4 separate regions of the Mus musculus genome follow, and regions 1, 2 and 3 are each linked to region 4. Evidence: chromatin loops called from intact Hi-C (ENCODE). Cell type or tissue: gastrocnemius. All regions are shown on one strand. Region 1 has its middle 20 kb from the start of Gm35317. Region 2 has its middle 14 kb from the start of Gm35317. Region 3 overlaps Zfp385b (zinc finger protein 385B). Region 4 overlaps Sestd1 (SEC14 and spectrin domains 1).

Region 1 (2,500 bases), 94 kb after region 4:
TAAGCCAATTACTGCCAAAATAGGACGAGCCAAGGTGGCCAGTGAACATTCAATGTCGTGGACTCTGAAATCAGGCAGCCCTGGTTTATTTCTGGGCAAATTCATTACCAAGCTCCCAGCTTCATCTAAAATTTCCACTTCCAGTAAGCTTAGCCCCACTCATACAGTCAGACATGTAACTGAGATTGAAGGTATAAAGGCTTGAAGCGGGAGTGGATCAATTCTGCTTCCCTTTAAATGATTAATAAAGTCAATTCCGAAATTCCAGCTTCCAGCGACTGTCTCGGGTTGGGTACTCTTGAAGCCAGGGTGGGCCAATGAAATACAAGAACTCCTAGATACTGGTGTGGGAAATAATCTCAGGGCAGTGGCCTTTCCCACAGACATGCGAAATGCGTGTGAGGGTTGTCAGCTGTAGTCACCTTACATGGGAGAGATGGAAGGGAGAGTGACTAAGGACAGAGTTGAGAGAAGGAACCCTGGTTCCCAACACTGTTCTTTGATAAGGCAAGCCTCCCTCAAGCCATCCCCCTATCGAACAAAGAGCGTTCCTCTTTCTTATGCTGGTGGTGCAAATCTGGTTTGCAGAACTTGGAATCCATCACATGCCAGCGGACACAACATAGCATAAAACAGGCATGAGCTGTGAGTTTTTTTTCCTTTAAAAAAAAAAAAAGAACAAAATCTAACTGGAGAACCACATAGTGGTTCATAGAAGTATTAAATATCAGTTGGGCGTGCTGGTTCAGACAGTAGTACTGTAGCCCCAGTGTATGGGAGGTTGAAACAGGGAACCAAGTCTGGGGGGTCAGCCTGGGCTACATGGTGAAACCTGTTTATAAGAGAACACATAAATAAGTAATTAAATTTTAGCGCATTTCAATGCGTGTAAGGAAGAGCAAAAGCCGTACTTTGATACTCAGTGAGAGCCTGCTCTGAGCCAGGCATCATCCTCTCTTTTATGTACAGCATCTTACAAATGTTCTAACATGGCAAGTAGGTGTTGTGTCTAAGGTAAGTTAGAGCTACGGGATGTGTTTTCTTTTACTTTTGTGTAAGTGAGTTGTTTTGCCTGCATGTTTTACGGCTGTGCATCGTGTGCATGCAATGCCCTCAGAGGCCAGAAGAGGGAGGCAGATACAATCAGAACTGGAGTCATAGACCGTTGTGTGCTGCCATGTGGTTGCTGGGAATTGAACCTGCATCCTCTGGATGCTGAGTCCATCTCTCCAGCTCCAGAGCTAAGGAAATGTAAGGCTCAGCTCAGGTAGTTGGTACCTGCGGGGCAGTGGGTGTGGGGGAATAAAGGGAGTGGGAGAAAACCTGCGACCCACCAGAGTTCCAGTGCTCTGGGCGGGTGGACGTGGGAGGACCGCCACATGCTTTCCACACAGCCCCGGGTGGGTGTCTGGCTGTGGGGACACCGCTGGACACTGCCAAAGAACTGAGACCAGAATGGGGACCCCGGGGGTGGCTTGGTCATTCCCAGGGCTGAAGGGAGGAGAGGGCAGGGGGAGAGGGGGCACTAGATGGTTCTCACATGGGTGAGAGTCCTTGGTCCGGTCCATGGCTGGAGCGCAGGAAGGCCTTCCAGCCGGTGGTTAGACGAGGCTCTTTAGGAGAAAGCCTATTTCATCGTTCAAGCATGGCAGGCCTTGATGAGCAGAGACAGTCTATGGTTTTAGAGCTTTACTGTAGAAAGGCAGGGAGAAAGAGAAAAGGTAAAAGAGAGAGGCCAGCCATGGAGAGATGGGGGAAGGGAGAGAGAGAAAGAGGGAGGGCTAGAGATGAAAGTAAGAAAGGTGAAAGCTTAAAAAGAGTGAGGAGGGGGCCAAGCAGCTCCTTTTATAGTGGGCTGGGCTACCTTGCTGTTGCCAGGTAACTGTGGGGAGGAGCATACCTGGCTATGGTCAGGTAACTGAGGGAGTGGAGCCAGAACACAAGGAGATTGGGGCTTTATCAGCATGACTGATAGTTACAGAATTATGGCTCTGTGGTATCAGGCACCCGTCTCTGGGAATGTGGCTCACTGTTCCGTCCTTTGTAGAGTTTTCTACTGAGTCTCTACTGGGTCTCCGGAGCAAGCCTCATTCAGCCGAAACAGGCTGCCTTTCACAGCCCCACAGGTGCCTGCTCAGTTTTACAATGAGTGCTGGTAAGTGTGACTCTAGGTTTTGCACAGTAGCTGAGAATTAGAAAGTTACTGTAGAAACTGTCGAACAGCATCTTGTCTTCCTCCCTCCCTCCCTCCCTCCCTCCCTCCCTCCCTCCCTCCCTCCCTCCCTCCCTCCCTCCCTCCCTCCCTCCTTCCTTCCTTCCTTCCTTCCTTCCTTCCTTCCTTCCTTTCCCCTCTCACTCTCATTCTTTCTTTCCCCTAAACTCCCTGGTAAGTTCTTGCTATGTACCCTGAGGTAGCCATGAGCTAGCACTTAACAAAAGATTGCCAAAAGATTGCCAGGATTGCAGGCATTGGCTAGTGTGTCGAGCTGTGGAAAGTATT
Region 2 (2,500 bases), 60 kb after region 4:
GTTACGGTGAAGTCTGTCTCTGCCTCTGTCTCTGTCTCTGTCTCTGTCTCTCTCTGTCTCTGTCTCTGTCTCTGTCTGTCTCTCTCTTGCACGTGCTTGTGCACACTCGAACACCTTTCTGATACAAATCACTTGCTCTTGTTCTTCAAGACCATATTACTGGGAGTAAACCCATCAATAAACTGCATTCTGCTGGATTCTGAGGTGTAATCACAATTAGAAGTTGCCTATATATCACATAGGGAAAAATTAAGATAAAAAGAATTGCATCTGTTTCAAAGAGAGGATGGGTCAAAAGAGCATCAGAAACCATAGGACAGCCCAAGAGTACAAGGACACAGGGCAGGTAGCCCTTTGGAAAGACCAAGCAGATACACACTGAGCTGTGGATAGCTACAGTGGGGGGCAGTGGCACACAGTAGCCTCTCCAGAAGAGAACTAAAAGACTAACAGTGGTGCACACAAGTGCACAGTCCTTGTAAGACTCACATCCAGCCCAGGGATTCGGTGACTCTTTACCATGATATGTCAACAGTGGAAAGCTCATCTATTTACATTCCTCACAGTTCGGAGGTCTGTCATGAAGTGCTGTCGTGTGTGTGTGTGTGTGTGTGTGTGTGTGTGTGTGTGAGAGAGAGAGAGAGAGAGAGAGAGAGAGAGAGAGAACATTCTATTTGATACTGAGCTAATCAAATCATTGAGCCTGAGGTCAAATTGAGAGACTAATACAGGAGGTAGATATGGGAAAGGAGAGAATTGATGTGCAGAAGTTCATATGGGTTAATGTAGGTGACAGCCCTGTCCTTAATGGTAGAAGCTGAGCCCATCACCTGAGGATGTGTGCTGTGTCTGATAGTGCTGAACCCGAGGCCAACAAGTGACCCATCTTCTGGAACTGCTTACCAGCTGCAGAGTCTGCTGCGGCAGGACTGAGAACTTCAAAGCACCATCCGAACATCTGTCTTCCTCAGCTGCTTCCTCCATCCTGAGTTGGTTTTAAAGATGAAAACTCATCCACCATTGTAGCCAACAGTGCTGTGTTTGCCTCCTCCATTCAACACATCCAGGAAGCACCCTCCTGTTTGCAGAATGGTCAACCCAGGGTTTGCACAATTGGGGGCGTGTCCAAGGAGTTTGGGGCTGCAGAGCTGGTTGTGGCCAGCAGGGGGCTGCAGAGCTGGATGTGGCCAGCGGGGATTCTGGAATGGGAAGAAGTGAAGCCACTGAACGGAAGACTAAGCTCTGTCTGGAATCAGAGAAACTCGGTGCTAGCTAGATGTAAGGAACAAAAGGTTCCAACATCATTTAACCTTCCAGTCCTGCCCGATCCGTCAGAGCCCAGTTGTAGAGAACCCAAAAATTATCTGTTAAATTGGACTTTCTTTCTTTGTCTTTCTTTTGTTTAGATACCGGCATGTCTCCCCTTACTACATGCAATAGTACTTTTGAAATTACTCTTTTATTTTATAATATTTTGTAGTAATTCATTGGAAATTTCATAAGATATAAGTTGGTCATATTCAGCCAGACTCCTCCCCTAACTCCTCCCACATTTCCTACCCGACCCCTAAATTTTGTGTTTTTCTTTCTCTCTCTTTTAATTAACCCATGGACTTTAATTTGTGCTGTATGTATACTTCTGGATGTAGGTCCATACTCTGGTGTGAGATCAACACAGTAAGAGCTGTACTTTTCTTTTTCATTTATTTATTTATTTATTTATTTATTTACTTTACATCCTAATCACAGCCCCCCCTTCTCCTCCTAGTTCCCCCATGGCTCCTCCCTCACCCTCTCCTCCCCTTCACCTCTGAGAAGTGAGAGGTCCCCGCTGGGCACCAACTCACCCTGGAGCTTTGAGTCACTTTGGACTGGGTACATCCTTTCCCTCTGAGGCCAGACAAGACAGCCCAGTTAAGGGAATAGGATCCACAAACAGGCAACAAAGTCAGGGACAACCCTGCTCCAGTTGTTGGGGAACCTGCATGAAGACCAAGCTGCACATCTGCTACATATGTGGCAGGGGACAGAGTGTAGGTCTAGCTCTTTTATGTTCTTTGGTTGATGGTTCAGTCTCTGGGAGCTCTGATGGGTTCAGTTAGTTGATACTGCTGTTGTTCCTACCAGTTGCAATCCCCTTAAGTTCCTCCAGTTCTTCCAGTAACTCTTCTATTGGGGTCTCTGGGCTCAATCTAATGATTGGCTGTGAGTATCTGCATCTGTATTAGTCAGGTGCTGGTACAGCCTCTTAAGGGACAGCCATACTAGGCTCCTGTCTGCAAACACATCTTGGCATCAGCAATAGAATCAGGGTTTGGTGTCTGTGGATGGAATGGATCCCAAGGTCAGGGGTTTTGGTGGTGCGGGGGGTGTCTCTGGATGGCCTTTTCTTCAGTTTCTGCTCCATTTTTTTGTCCCTGCATTTCTTTTAGATAGGAACAATTCTGGGTTAAAACTTTTGAGATGGGTGGGTGGCACCATCTTTCAACTGGAGGCTATG
Region 3 (2,500 bases), 460 kb after region 4:
ACTAGCAAAGGGTCTCTCAAAGGTGAAGCATCTGGGGAACTGGGGTCACAACTTCAGCCTGCATCCTATTTCCAAAGGACTCTCATTAATAAGAGCCTCAACCCCAGTAATCGCTTCAGTAGGACTCTCAATTAAATATGTCTGGGTAGACAGATACGAGCCACCAATAGCATCCTTGCTTGAATATAGTCAGGATTTTGTAAAATACTTCAAAATTAAACAGTCACCAGTATGGGTGAGACAAAGACTCAGAAAATATACAACATTCCCGATGGTGTGTGTCACCTTCTGAGTTCACATCAGTGAGAGACAGTTCCTGGTTCTCTCATTAGGATCTAGGAAAAAATGGTAAGAGAATAAGAAATGCTCATGTCTATTCTCAAAAGTCCAAGAGCAGGGGGCCTTTTCCCTCTCTAGTCCATCATGTCATGAAAACTCCTAGGCCCTGCTCAATAACAAAACTGCATGATCATTATTGTAAGAAAAAAGTCCTTTTAGGGAGAAAGTACATTAAAACTAGTTTAACTATCTGCCTCACACTAAAATGAAACTGATAACTTCTTCAATTATTTGTTATCTTTTCATCTTGGGAAAATCTAATCAGGACTGGAGACGACTCAGCAGTGAAGAACACTGGCTGCTCTTCCAAAGGACCAGGTTCCATTCCCAGCATCCACACAGCGGCTCAGAACTGTCTGTAACTCCAGCTCTGGGGGAGCTGGCATCCTCTTCTGGCCTCTATGGGCACTGGGCACACACAAGGTACAAATACATATATATATAGGCAAAACACTCATACACATAAAATAAAATAATAATAAACGAAAAAGAAAACCAACAGTACACAGTATAGAACATACCTGTAAAGACTACACTAGGGAGTTGGAGGCAGGAGGATTATCATAAGTTAGAGGCTGTCCTGGGCTATATAATGAGACTCTTGTCAGGATTCTTTTAAAAGAGAAGAAATGGGGAGGGAGGAAGGTAAAAGGCTTCACCTGGAGTCCCACGTGAGTGTGTTCTACTAGCCCTGTCTGCATCGAGCACACAAACTTAGACATTTTCAATCTCCCTGTAATATTTCTCCATAAGAGAGGTGAGAACAAATCATTTAAGCAGCCATCTTTATTCTCCCAAACTGGAGAACTAGCTTTCCTTCCACTTCCTCAACAACACACAAAAGACTCCCCTGTAGATTTCCTAGCGCATATAAGAATGCTTACAAAGTCTGTAAACGTGTTTCTGCCTCTGTGTGCATATCCACACACAACACTCATCCTTTTGTGTGGTACCTCCTTTTCCAAACTCATTAACGGAAGTTCCACCCACCTTTGGGAATAAGACAACTCCCTCACTTTGTATAGACTTTGGGCACCATCGTGTGGTCAATCTGTGTCATTGCAACTTCAAACTTGAAGTTTAAATCTCAGGTTTACATCTAATGTCTGGGAAAATGCACGTGAGGATAAATTTAGCATCTTAAGTCTACATGAGATGCAAGATGAGAAACAGAGATCTGTGCATCCCACATCCCACACATATTTTACTGGTCATAGTATCCAATACAGTGTCTCGCCCCCACAAGCTGTTCAATAGCACTTTCTAAAACGTAGACTAGGAAGAAAATAAGGGAACAGTTTGAAATAAAAACCATTCAAGAATTCTTGGGGTAAATGAAGCACATATTCTTTATTCATTCTTCAACTGAAGGACATCTAGGTTGTTTTCAATTTCTGGCCATTATGAATAAAGCTGCTATGAACACAGTAGAGCAAGTGTCTTTGTGTGGTGGTGGAGCATCTTTTAGATATATGTCCAGGAGTAGTACAGCTGGGCCTTGAGGTAGAATTATTCCCAGTTTTATTTTTTTAGCAACTTTCAAATTGATTTCCAAAGTGGTTGTATAAGTTTGCACTCCCCCCAGCAATGGAAGAGTGTTCCCCTTGCTCCATACCTTCGCCAGCCTGTGCTATCTCTTGAGTTTTTGATCTTGGCCATTCTGACAGATATAAGGAGAATCTCAGAACCATTTTGATTTGCATTTCTCTGATGACTAAAGACATTGAACATTAGGTGCTTCTTGGCCATTCGATCCTGCTGTTGAGCTCTGCACCCCATTTTGTAACTGGGTTATTTGGGTTGTTAGTATTTAACTTCTCCAGTACTTTATAAATTTTGGCTATTAGCCTCTGTCAGATGTAGGGTTAGTGAAGATATTTTCCCAATCTGTAGGAGGCCATTTGTCCAATTTATGGTGTCCTAAGCCTTGCAGAAGGGTTTCGGTTTAATGAGGTCCCATTTATTGATCCCTGACCTTAGTGCCTGAGGCACTGGTGTTCTATTTAGGAAGTTGTCTCCTGTACAGAGGAGTTCAAGACTATTCCCCATTTTCTGTTCTATTAGATTCAGTGTATCTGGTTTTACATTGAGGTTTTTGATCCATTTGGACTTGAGTTTTGTGCAGGGTGCTAAATATGGACCTATTTGCATTCTTCTACAT
Region 4 (2,500 bases):
AGTTTATGCCAATTAATACCAAGTTAATTGTTTACCACTGAGTTCTCCTGTGCTCCAAGGGGCGAACATGAACTTACATCTTATCCTGTAGGTGAGGTCACCTTGGCAGGCTAGAGTCCTGAAGCAGCCTTCTGGTTTCTCCCCATTTTCTCAGAGACAGCTGCTAAACCCAGACAAGGGTGGATTCTTTTTACCCTCAGGAGCCTCCAATGTGTGGCACAGCACTTTTTTCCCAACAGCTTATTTATTTATTTTTGGCTTCATGTTGAAAATAACAAAGAGTAATGAGAAATGCACATCTGGAGACACATGGAGCATTAATAAAATAAAACAAATAAATGTGAAACATGGAGAGAGCCTCCACTCTACACTGCCGTCCGTCCCCCCCCCCCCCCAATAAGGCAGGCCCAGCTCCTGCTCTCTCCATACGGACAAATATAGGCATTATTCTTCACAAGAAAGGTTACTCACCCCAAATATATGAATCAGCAATATTCTCAATCAAAGCGAGCAAGAGACTAACAGTGAAAGCTAGCTAGAAAGATGTACTTCTTAAAATTTTGCCAAGTAAAGTAGGACATGTTTAACAAAACAAAATAAACTGGGAAACATGTAACTGTGCTTTTCATAGTTCACATGCGGTCATTAAAACAGGCTTCTTCTGAACATGATTTATTAAATAAAAAGAAAAGTAATGAAGAGCTATTATATAAAAGGGACCGAAAACCATGGCAGTCAACGAGGTGCATTATAGGCTCCTGAGGCTAAGAAGAATCCACCACTGGCTGCATGTTAGCTTCAACCACAGGGATGGTTCTGGAAGAATTCTGGATTTGAACTGCTTTAGTTTTCAATGTCATTAAGCAACTAAGTTGTATCTTAATGTCATTTCTTGATACAAAAATATAAATGTCACTGGTTTCCTTCTAAAGCAAGAAGTGACTATCTGAGAAGCAGAAATGCACTAAGTTCTTCTAATGACCGCGCCTACTCTAGATTGATCAGCTTTTTCCAAGATCTGAGTTGAAAGAGCAGAAGGATAACCAAGCGGTTATGTTGATATTGTGTCTTCCCAAGAGCATAGAAAAGCATTTTACATCTGTACCTTTTCATCCACTACTGAACAGACTTATAGAACAACCTACCAGATGGAGACATGACCAGGTGCTAGATACCCCTGCATTCAGAGAGACCAGAAGCGGTAAGGGACTAATGGACAAAGGTATATAAAATAGTGCAGCCAAACACTCAACCTAGTCCTCACATCACTGTTAGGCTCTCAAAAGCCCCAGCCTGATGGCAGCCACGCCCACACCCTACTGAGCTCTCTTTCCACTGAGGGAGCCTCCAGCCCCAGCAACCCACTGGATGCCTGGAGGCAAATTCTGTAGGTAGCCAGAAGTCAATAAGTGCCATCAACGGGCAGCCATTAGAGGGCAGCAGAGCATGCCCTGAGCAGCAGGACAGGACAATTACAAGCCTTTTAATCAAGGCTCGGCAAATTACACTTCAAAAGAGATTATAATTGATGGTATGTGTGGGGGTACTGGAACTCTTCTTTCAATAAGGATAAATCAACCAGTCTGCTTGGAAAATTCAGTTAGATTCTTTGAAGAGTGTTTTTTTAACAACCAGAGAAAACCCATTAGGATGGCCTGAGGCTAACTAAATCATCTCTAATAAATCTACATCATGTAGACACAGAATGGTGGTGAACAAAAGCAGAACACAGGCTCCGTAGCCTTGTATCTCCAGGAAAACACTGAAACATAGCTCTCCTTAGAAGCAAGTTAGGAATAGCTTCAGCTATTGGTTTTGAAAAAAAATGAAAATCTTTGAAATAAAAACAAACCCCAGCACAGGACCACTGCTCCCTGCTTCCTGCCTGGCTCGCCACACCCACGCACAGAACTGTGCCTCTCAGCATCAGGATGACACTGGGGAACTTCATGTGACTTTTTTGTTAGTGCAGGTGCCAGTATGATTGGTAACCTAGTTTTAAAACAATACTGACAGTTTCAAATGAAAGAACAACAATCCTCTGGAAAGACTTTAAATTACCATGGCAAAACAATGTCTGGCTTTCATCACATCAAAACCCGAATCCCAGTCCTCTTCACCTTCATGCACTGCGGACCTGACCAGTTCGTTATTTCTCTGGGCTATCATCAAACCTCTTCTCCCCTGACCCTGCTTCCAGAGAGAGGTGGCTGGCTTGGTTCTTGCTGATTTGGATTCCTAGTATCCACAATGATGCACACACACACACTCCATTAGGCTGAACTCAGACTAAATCCCATTCCCTAGACAATGAAGTTCCTAACTAACACATTTCAAGGGAGCTTCAGTGAGTTATATTTCAAGGTCCCAGGCTACAAACAAACAATGAGAGTATAAATTAACTTTAATCCTGTTACTCATATGTTAGGTACCAAATAAGAAACAGTATTTTTGTTCAAATGAAATATTATCTATAACGTACATTGATATTTTTGGACTG

Evidence for each region. Peaks named below come from ENCODE experiments on the same cell type or tissue, not always from the same donor. Only the 100,000 strongest peaks of a DNase experiment are listed, where the experiment ranks them.
Region 1: a loop joins it to region 4, with 11 times the contacts of the local background. A loop is called at or near these places in 23 of 42 quality-filtered maps.
Region 2: it touches region 4 in a loop (4-fold over the local background); 3 of 42 quality-filtered maps call a loop at or near these places.
Region 3: a loop joins it to region 4, with 4 times the contacts of the local background. A loop is called at or near these places in 5 of 42 quality-filtered maps.

What each region holds. Positions count from the first base shown.
Region 1 is chr2:77,342,808-77,345,307 of GRCm38, forward strand. No RefSeq gene overlaps it. Among named protein-coding and RNA genes, the nearest start is that of Gm35317, 20 kb to the left of the region's middle. In gastrocnemius, a CTCF peak has its summit at 1,107 (motif pointing right); a DNase peak (open chromatin) is centred at 1,370.
Region 2 is chr2:77,308,371-77,310,870 of GRCm38, forward strand. No RefSeq gene overlaps it. Among named protein-coding and RNA genes, the nearest start is that of Gm35317, 14 kb to the right of the region's middle. In gastrocnemius, a CTCF peak has its summit at 1,164 (motif pointing right); a DNase peak (open chromatin) is centred at 1,150.
Region 3 is chr2:77,708,087-77,710,586 of GRCm38, forward strand. All of the region lies in intron 3 of Zfp385b (zinc finger protein 385B), which reads right to left. Among named protein-coding and RNA genes, the nearest start is that of Gm35431, 56 kb to the right of the region's middle. In gastrocnemius, a CTCF peak has its summit at 1,377; a DNase peak (open chromatin) is centred at 1,374.
Region 4 is chr2:77,248,572-77,251,071 of GRCm38, forward strand. All of the region lies in intron 1 of Sestd1 (SEC14 and spectrin domains 1), which reads right to left. Among named protein-coding and RNA genes, the nearest start is that of Sestd1, 31 kb to the right of the region's middle. In gastrocnemius, no CTCF peak of the experiment used is centred here; a DNase peak (open chromatin) is centred at 1,414; H3K27ac peaks cover 345 bases.